Regions from separate parts of the Homo sapiens genome. Here all the other regions are linked to region 3. The links are chromatin contacts, found by Hi-C or POLR2A ChIA-PET in ENCODE. All regions are on one chromosome and are shown on one strand. The core of a region is the stretch at or near the end of the contact, and the rest is flanking DNA. Distances in the headings are between cores, read along the strand shown. Region 1 has its middle 19 kb from the start of SWI5. Region 2 overlaps DNM1 (dynamin 1). Region 3 holds the start of GLE1 (GLE1 RNA export mediator).

What was found. Hi-C counts contacts between places; a loop is a spot of excess contacts on that map. ChIA-PET counts read pairs that join two places held with the same protein, here RNA polymerase II (POLR2A). Pooled maps may share reads with other maps.
Region 1: a map of PC-9 shows a loop between it and region 3 (8-fold over the local background). The contact joins the enhancer-like site here to the promoter of GLE1 in region 3. A Hi-C loop is called at or near these places in 2 of 168 maps with a recorded cell type or tissue (PC-9 and mammary epithelial cell), 1 of 37 single-sample maps with no recorded cell type and 8 of 50 pooled maps. POLR2A ChIA-PET finds 5 or more read pairs at or near these places in 4 of 52 experiments (GM12878, PC-9, activated B cell and 1 more).
Region 2: a loop to region 3 is called in a map with no recorded cell type, with 17 times the contacts of the local background. The contact joins the enhancer-like site here to the promoter of GLE1 in region 3. A Hi-C loop is called at or near these places in 2 of 37 single-sample maps with no recorded cell type and 7 of 50 pooled maps. POLR2A ChIA-PET finds 5 or more read pairs at or near these places in 2 of 52 experiments (CD8-positive, alpha-beta memory T cell and GM12878).

The regions. Positions count from the first base shown.
Region 1 is chr9:128,294,193-128,296,892 of GRCh38, reverse strand. No RefSeq gene overlaps it. Among named protein-coding and RNA genes, the nearest start is that of SWI5, 19 kb to the right of the region's middle. Within about 2 kb of position 1,337, at least 15 of the 41 ENCODE cell types and tissues checked have a DNase peak (open chromatin) inside an H3K27ac peak, as active enhancers do; they include PC-9, where a contact is called at or near this core.
Region 2 is chr9:128,248,896-128,251,595 of GRCh38, reverse strand. DNM1 (dynamin 1) reads right to left here. Exons shown (of 22, transcript NM_004408.4): 20 at 1,240-1,481; 21 at 656-871. Among named protein-coding and RNA genes, the nearest start is that of MIR3154, 5.2 kb to the right of the region's middle. RefSeq lists silencers at 700-789, 800-1,299 and an enhancer at 1,470-1,609. Within about 2 kb of position 1,380, at least 9 of the 41 ENCODE cell types and tissues checked have a DNase peak (open chromatin) inside an H3K27ac peak, as active enhancers do.
Region 3 is chr9:128,503,343-128,506,042 of GRCh38, reverse strand. It overlaps GLE1 (GLE1 RNA export mediator), which reads right to left and starts at 1,324. Exons shown (of 16, transcript NM_001003722.2): 1 at 1,139-1,324. The coding sequence starts at 1,237. RefSeq lists an enhancer at 924-1,083 and a silencer at 1,304-1,513.

The sequences.
Region 1 (2,700 bases), core at 88-2,587, 210 kb after region 3:
CGGGGCATGGTGACTCAGCTCCCTGTCTGACCCACAGAATTGCATATGTGCTGGTGATTGTGGCCATCAATCCCTTATCTGGTGAAACCTTTGGCTCATAACTGGTTTGGGTGTGTGATTGTTACCTTTCACCTCATTCTCAGGCCCATCCACATGACGTGGAACCTGGAGCTTTCCTCCCAATTCCTCCGAAGAATCAGGGTTGGGGGCCCCAACATCCCTTAGCCCCAACCACAGAGGCACTGGGCCCTTGGCCTGGGCTTCCTCCCTTCCCTCTCTCCCCAAGCGGCCCCTCCTTTTTTTCAAGACAGGGCCTCACTCTATCACCCATGCTAGAGTGCAATGTGTGATCATGGTTCATGGTAGCCTTGACCTCCTGAGCTGGATCGATCCTCCCACTTCAACCTCCTGAGTAGCTGGGTACCACCATGCTTGGCTTTGTTTTTTTTTTTCTTTTTTTTGAGACGGAGTCTTGCACTGTCGCACAGGCTGGAGTGCAGTGGCGCAATTCGGCTCACTGCAAGCCCCGCCTCCCGGGTTCACGCCATTCTCCTGCCTCAGCCTGCCGAGTAGCTGGGACTACAGGCGCCCGCCACCACGCCCGGCTAATTTTTTGTACTTTTAATAGAGACGGGGTTTCACCGTGTTAGCCAGGATGGTGTCGATCTCCTGACCTCATGATCCGCCCACCTCGGCCTCCCAAAGTGCTGGGATTACAGGCGTGAGCCACCGTGCCCGGCCCATGTTTGGCTGTTTTTAAAATTTTTTGTGGAGGATAGGTCTCACTATGTTGCCAAGGTGGTCTCAAACTCCTGGGCTCAATTGATTGTCCTGCTTTGGCCTCCCAAAATGCTAGGATTATAGGCATGAGCCACCACACCCTGCCCAGCTGATGTGGCCCCTTCTGAGCAAAACTAGAGTGGGGCACTATTTGGCGACACTGCTCTGTGACACATTTCTGTCAGGCCACCCAAAAATGACCCCTTTCAGTCCCCAGGGACAACAGTGCAGGCTGTACTGTGTTAGTATTTTGAACTCCGTAGGTGCCGGATGACAAATATTTTCGAGTAGGGTTTATACCGGATATGATCAAACAAACCATGTATGTGTACACACCAGGCAGAGTAACCTCTGCCACCTGTTTTCCAGCACATGGGGGCACGGCCTGAGGAATCCACATCTCGCAGCTGCTTGCTCCTTACTGCCCCTGGTTGCTTCAAACTCCTGAGAGGGGTGCTGCCAGAGAACCCCCTCTTCTATGTGTTCTGAGGATTCAGCCTTCGTGAATCTGGCCTGGCAGGCTGGAACCTTTCCAACAAGGCCCTCCCAGGGCTTGCTTCCCAGGGCAGTTGGGCACATCTCTGAGTGGACACTGCCCCCTCGAGGCCGTGCCCACTATGACACCTGGGAGAGCTGAGCTCACACAAGAGAAACAGACCAAGGTGGATGCTTTCCTTCCAAGTGTCCTCCCTGGGTGCCTCAAGATTGAACCAAAATGCAGAGCTGGGTTACGATTGTGTTTGGGGGAGACTTTCATCATGCACCAAGAATCCAAGTGGACACAACCTGCAAATCACCATCCCTGATCACCTTTCAACGAGACCAAATCCCTTTGTGTCCTGGGCCAACTAAGTTTTCTGCCTCTGGAATACTCTCCCACATTTTTTTTTTTTTTTTTTTTTTTTTTTGAGACGGAGTCTTGCTCTGTCGCCCAGGCCGGACTGCGGACTGCAGTGGCGCAATCTCGGCTCACTGCAAGCTCCGCTTCCCGGGTTCACGCCGTTCTCCTGCGTCAGCCTCCCGAGTAGCTGGGGCTACAGGCGCCCGCCACTGCGCACGGCTAATTTTTTGTATTTTTAGTAGAGACGGGGTTTCACCTTGTTAGCCAGGATGGTCTCGATCTCCTGACCTCATGATCCACCCGCCTCGGCCTCCCAAAGTGCTGGGATTACAGGCGTGAGCCACCGCGCCCGGCCTTTTTTTTTTTTTTTTTTGAGACAGAGGCTCACTCTGTTGCTTAGGCTGGAGTGCAGTGGTGCCATCTTGGCTCACCGCAACCTCTGCCACCCAGGTTCAAGTGATTCTCTTGCCTCAGCCTCCTGAGAAGCTGGGATTACAGATGTGTGCCACCATGCCCGGCTAATTTTTGTATTTTTAGTAGAGACGGGGTTTTGCCATGTTGCCCAGGCTGGTCTCGAACTCCTGACCTCAGGTGATCCGCCCGCCTCAGCCTCCCAAAGTGCTGGGATTACAGGCAGGCAGCCCTCTCCCACATTCTTACCTGGCTGCCTCCTACTGGACAGACATGGATGTCTCTTCCCCTGGGAAGTTTCCCAGTGTCCCATATTGGTTGGATGCAGCTCCAACATGCTTCCATAACCCTGTGGCAGCATTTTATCTGTATTGTCGTGGCTGCTTGAGTCTCTGACCTCCCGCTGGCAGGTGAGCACTGTGTGGCAGGGACCCAGAGACTGGGGCTCCCCAGCACCTGGCCCTGACAGTTTTTTTGTGTAGGAAGAGGCAAGACCAGCCAGCTCTCCACATAGAGAACATGGTGTAAGGTGAGAAAACCTCAAGGAAGGGCTCACCTCTCAAGGGGCTCCCACCCACTCAGAGCCTGGCCACTTCCCTCTCCTCCTCCTCCTTCACCATAAAACCAGGTGGCCGGCCAGGCGTGGTGGCTCATGCCTATAATCCCAG
Region 2 (2,700 bases), core at 131-2,630, 250 kb after region 3:
CCAGGCTGCTTCCCCAGCTGCTCCTGTCCTAGCCCGGGCCTGGGTGCCATGCTTACACTCTCACACTCGTGTGCACGCCCACACACACATCACACACCTTTCTAGTCACACAGTCACAGCCTGGCCTCTGCTCCTGTGGGCCAGTGGCTGGACACCCCCTGGGATGGCTCAAAGGAGTCAGGGCTGGGAAGTGGGGACATCAGGGTAGCTGAAGGAAATCCACACACTCAGAGCAGATCGGGGTTCAGAGTCAGACCTAAGGTAGGCTCCCCAGGGGCTGGGAGAGGAATTGGACGGAATGGAGGATGGAGGACAGCAAGAAGAAGAAAGGAGGAGGAATGCAACGTGTGGGCGGCCGCCAAGAGTGAAAATAGAGGGAAGCGCCATGCAAGTGCTGGAAAGAAGGGGGCAGGTGGGACGAGCCCCACAGCCCCCTCCCCAGAAACGACCACCTCCGGGACTCAGCGCTCCCTCGGGGGCAGGCTCCGCCAGCCCTCGGCCACACGTGGCGTGGCTCCGGCACCCAGAGTCCGATTGCCTGGGATAGAAACGGCCGGTTCTGGCGGCCAGGTCCGATGCTCTGGAATCCAGCCCCATTTCCCTCCCGGCCACGCCCGTCCGGCAGCCTCTCCAGCCGCATTCAGCCCCTACTCACCTGGGGACCCCGGGCGGGGCGCGGTTGGGGCGCGAGGGCACCTGAGGGGGAGGGCCGAAAGGGTCAGGGGAAGCCCCCGGCCTGGAGGGCACGGGGGGCGCCCCCCCCAGGGCGGACCCAGCAGGCGGAGGCCCAGGAGCAGGGCCCCGCGACCCGGGCCGGGCTGGGGGCACGGCGGGGGCTCGGCGCTGCGGCGTGGGGCTGGACGTGGGCGACCTGAGGGCGACAGGGAGCGAGGAACAAGGAGAGGCGAGATGAGCAGCTCCGCCCACCCAGAGGCCCCGCCCCAGCCCAGTGCTGGCCACGCCCATGCACGCAAGCCCCTCCCTGCCGCACCCCTAAGGCGGTCGCCGGAGCTTAAGCCCCGCCCCCAGCGGCGCCAACGCCCCAGCTCCACCCAGCCTTGCAGCCAGCTCTCCACGGCAAGCCCCGCCCCGCGACAAGCCCCGCCCTCTCTAAGCTCCGCCCCTCGCTCCAGGTGGGAGCCACCCCGGTGACGCGGGCGCGCCACTGCCCGGTCCCGGCATTCCTCCCGCGGGCCCCGGGCTGGGGGGCTTTGGGGCCGTGGGGGCCGGCCCTGGTACCTGCGTCCGGCCGGTACGCTCTGCACCTGCAGCCAGGAGTCGTCCACGGGCGGGGGCATGGGCGTGCTGACGGTGGTCGTGTTGATGTCGCCGATGATGCTGAGCGCCTCCTTCAGTGCGTGGTACATGCGCAGCATCTCGTCGCGCCGCTGTGCCTGCTCCGCCGACTCCTCCATCAGCGTGTTCTGGTCCCCACACGAGTACAGGTTGGCCAGCAGCTCCGAGAAGATGAACTCCTTGGTCTGCGAGTAGGCAAAGAGGGAAGGAGGTGGGGACCTGATGCCTGTGCCGCCCTGGCCGCCCCACCGGGCCCTGCTGGGACTGTGAGCTGGTGTGGCTTTTCAGACGCGGCTCCTACACTGCGTAGACTGGAAGATTCACCTCCCCACCGCGCTTTTCTCACTCAGATGAGGACACTGAGGTCCACAGGAAAAGTCATCTGACCAAGGTCACAGAACCGGGAGGGGACTTAGGACCTATCATGCCACCAGAACTCTTGTCTACTCAGTTGTTTTTTTTTTTCTTCTTCCTGGAGATAGGGTCTCGCTCTTTCACCAGGCTGGAGTACAGTGGGGAGATTACCACTCACTGTAGCCTCAACCTCCTGGGCTCAAAGTTATCTTCCAATGTCAGCCTCTCCAGTAGCTAGGACTACAGGCACGTGCTACCACCAACCCCAGCTATTCTTTTTTTTTTTTTTGAGACGGAGTTTCACTCTTGTTACCCACGCTGGAGTGTAATGGCACAATCTCAGCTCACCGCAACCTCCGCCTCCCGGGTTCAAGCAATTCTCCTGCCTCAGCCTCCTGAGTAGCTGGGATTACAGGCATGTGCCACCACGCCCGGCTAATTTTGTATTTTTAATAGAGATGGGGTTTCTCCATGTTGGTCAGGCTGGTCTCAAAATCCCAACTTCAGGTGATCTGCGCACCTCGGCCTCCCAAAGTGCTGGGATTACAGGCATGAACTACCGCGCCCGGCCAACCCCCGCTATTCTTTAAAATTTTTGTGTAGAGACAAAGTCTCACTGTGTTGCCCAAGCTGGTCTTGAACTCCTGGGCTCAAGTGATCCTCCTGCCTTGTCCTCCCAAAGTGCTGGGATTACAGGCATGAGCCACCGTGCACAGCCCCTCATTATATTTCTTCTTCTTTTTTTTTTTTTTTGAGATGGAGTCTCGCTCTGTCGGCCAGGCTGGAGTGCAGTGGCAGGATCTCGGTTCACTGCAACCTCCGCCTCCTGGGTTCAAGTGATTCTCCTGCCTCAGCCTCCCGAGTAGCTGCAATTACAGGCTCACGCTACCACACCTGGCTAATTGTTCTATTTTTAGTAGAGATGGGGTTTCACCATGTTGGCCAGGCTGGTCTTAAACTCCTGACCTCACGTGATCCACCTGCCTTGGCCTCCCAAAGTGCTGGGATTACAGGTGTGAGCCACCGCGCCCAGCCCCTCATGATATTTCT
Region 3 (2,700 bases), core at 75-2,574:
CAAGCTTACAAAATCTGGGACATTTAAAATAAAATAAATAAATAATAAAAGTAATGGATTACAACTCACTGAATAAAATAGAAAGCACCTCCTTACAGTAGAATGCCAACTAACAAATGCAGAAGGAATAGCGGATATAAAGAAACAGGATCTGGCAACGTCATAGAGGTATCGATTCATGTGGAAAACATCAATGAATGCTAAAGCCATGGAGGATTAAGGTTTGCCCAGAAAAAAGGATACTGGTATTATTACTTCCCAACAATTACTAAGGGAAAAATGACGAATTTTAAACGGAGAGACCAGGCAGATAATAACGTAACCAGGTGATCAAGATTAGCATCACCAGTGTTGGGATGGGTTGACATCTGTGTGCCTCCTCATGTGACTTACTGAGAAAGCCATGGCATCATTTCTGTGGTATTCCTGCCAAGAATGCTTAACCTTGGTCTGGTGGTTTGAAAGCACATATGCTGGCAGTCAACCTACAGAATGTAAGGTCTGTATTTTTCAAAACTGTCAACAACATAAAAGACAGGGAAATACTTTAGGATTGTTTCCCAAGAAGTCTGAGGATGCAGGACAACGCCTTATCTGTAGCTAACTAGCAGCGACTCGGGAATGGGAGCTCGGCCTTAACTCTCCACATCCCTCCACTTCTCGCGCAGAGCTTTGCAAATGCTAGGTACGGTGACCACGCCCCCATTCACTTTCCAGGTCTGCCAAATCAATCTAAAAATTTGGTCATTTCACTAGTAGCAATGGATTAGGTCGTGTCAATCGTTCGTCGCAAACTCTAGAGCTCCCAGCACATGAGACATACAGTAAGTTAACTGAACCTGGGGCCGAGATTGCTTTGACAACAGCAGAACGGAGAAGGCGCCCAACTGGCGGAGGGTAGCAATGAAGCCTTCAGAGCGCGGGGCACCTGTGAAGTCAGGGGAGCTCCCCGAAACGCTAAAATAGGCTGAAGAGGACAGAAACCCCAGGACAGAGGGATGTACACACAGAAGTCAAGAAATAAATGCAGGTTGTTAGACTGCACGGGTTCCCGGGAGCAGAACGTGCCAACGGCTAGGGAGAAGGTTTCGGTCGCGAGGGGCCGGAAAGGCCTACGTCCTCCGGGGCCACCGCTCACCTCGCGCCGCAGCAGCCAGTCGCGGTAGTAGCAAAGGCGACCTTTGTCGGAACTGCGTAGGGCCTTCAAGGTCTCCCAGCAGCGACCCTCAGACGGCATGGTTGGCTAAGGGGCAGCTTCTCTGACGCCCCCCTTCTGACCAAACAAGCCCTCGAATCAGCCGCCGGGAAGGCCACACAGGCTTCTGCTTCCGGGACGCGCGCGCAGCACAGCCCCGCCCCTAACGCCTGCACGCCCCACCTCCGGCGACGCTCCCGCGTTCCCGCCCTCCCACCAGTGCGCCTGCGCGCAGGGCTTGGCTGTCGGGGCACGTTCCGCAGAGGTAACCACCGCTCCCAATCCCCGGGGCTGCTGAAAATTTGTCTGTGCCTTGAGACTGTGCAGAAACTGGAACCCTCATACACTGCTCATGGGACTGTAAAATGAAGCACCTGCTGTGGAAGACAGTCTGGCAGTTCCTCAAAAGGTTAAACAATTACCATTTGACCCAGCAATTCTCCTAGGTAAATATATATATATATATAAAATACGCCAAAGAAATGAAACCTATGTATATATAAAAACTTGTCCATGAATGTTCACAGCAGTGTTATTCATAATAGCCAAAAAGTGAAAGCAACCCAAACGTCCATCCATTGGTGAATGGATAAATAAAATATAGTACTATGTGCGCGGTTCCCGAGTTCCCCCGCTTTCTGTGCACTGACCAAGTATCAGAGTGCCTTGACCGCCCTGTGACCCAGCCAGCTGCAAGTTTTTTCCTGCAGACTTGCAACCAAACACGGGCCTTGCATATCCCTAGGCACTAAGGATATCTAGGTTATTGCCCAAAACGCTGAAACTGACCCCTGCTTTTAGCCAAATTCCATAAACCCTCATATAAACTTCATACCCTGACCCCTCGCTGGGGATGTACCTAGGTGAAACACCGCTTCTCTCTGTCTGTCGCGAGAATTGCTGCAGCCCACTCTGTAAGCTTCCCTAATAAATGTTTTGGGTTTAATGCTGCTTTTTTGAGACAGAGTCTTGCTCTGTCCCCCAGGCTGGAGTACAGTGGCTCGATCTCGGCTCACTGCAACCTCCGCCTCCCGGGTTCAAGCGATTCTCCTGCCTCAGCTCCCCGTGTAGCTGGGACTACACGCGCCAGCCACCACGCCCAGCTATTTTGTATTTTTAGCAGAGGCGGGGTTTCACCATGTTGGTCAGGCTGGTCTCGAACTCCTGACCTCAGTTGATCCACCCACCTCGACCTCCCAAAGCGTTGGGATTACAGGCATGAGCCACTGCGCCCGGCCATAGTGCTTCTTTGGAATCCCAACCAGCCCTGTTTGGCAGGAGGAAACACCACATCTATATAATGGAATGTTATGGGGCCATAAAAATAAAGTGCTGATGATACGCTGCAACATCAATCTTGAAAGCATTATGCTGAGAGAAGCCAGTCATGAATGGCCACATGTTGGACAATTCCACTTATGTGAAATATCCAGAAGAGACAAATCTATAGAGCCAGAGAAACTTTATGACTAGTTGCCAGGGGCTGGGGGAGGGGAATGGGGAGT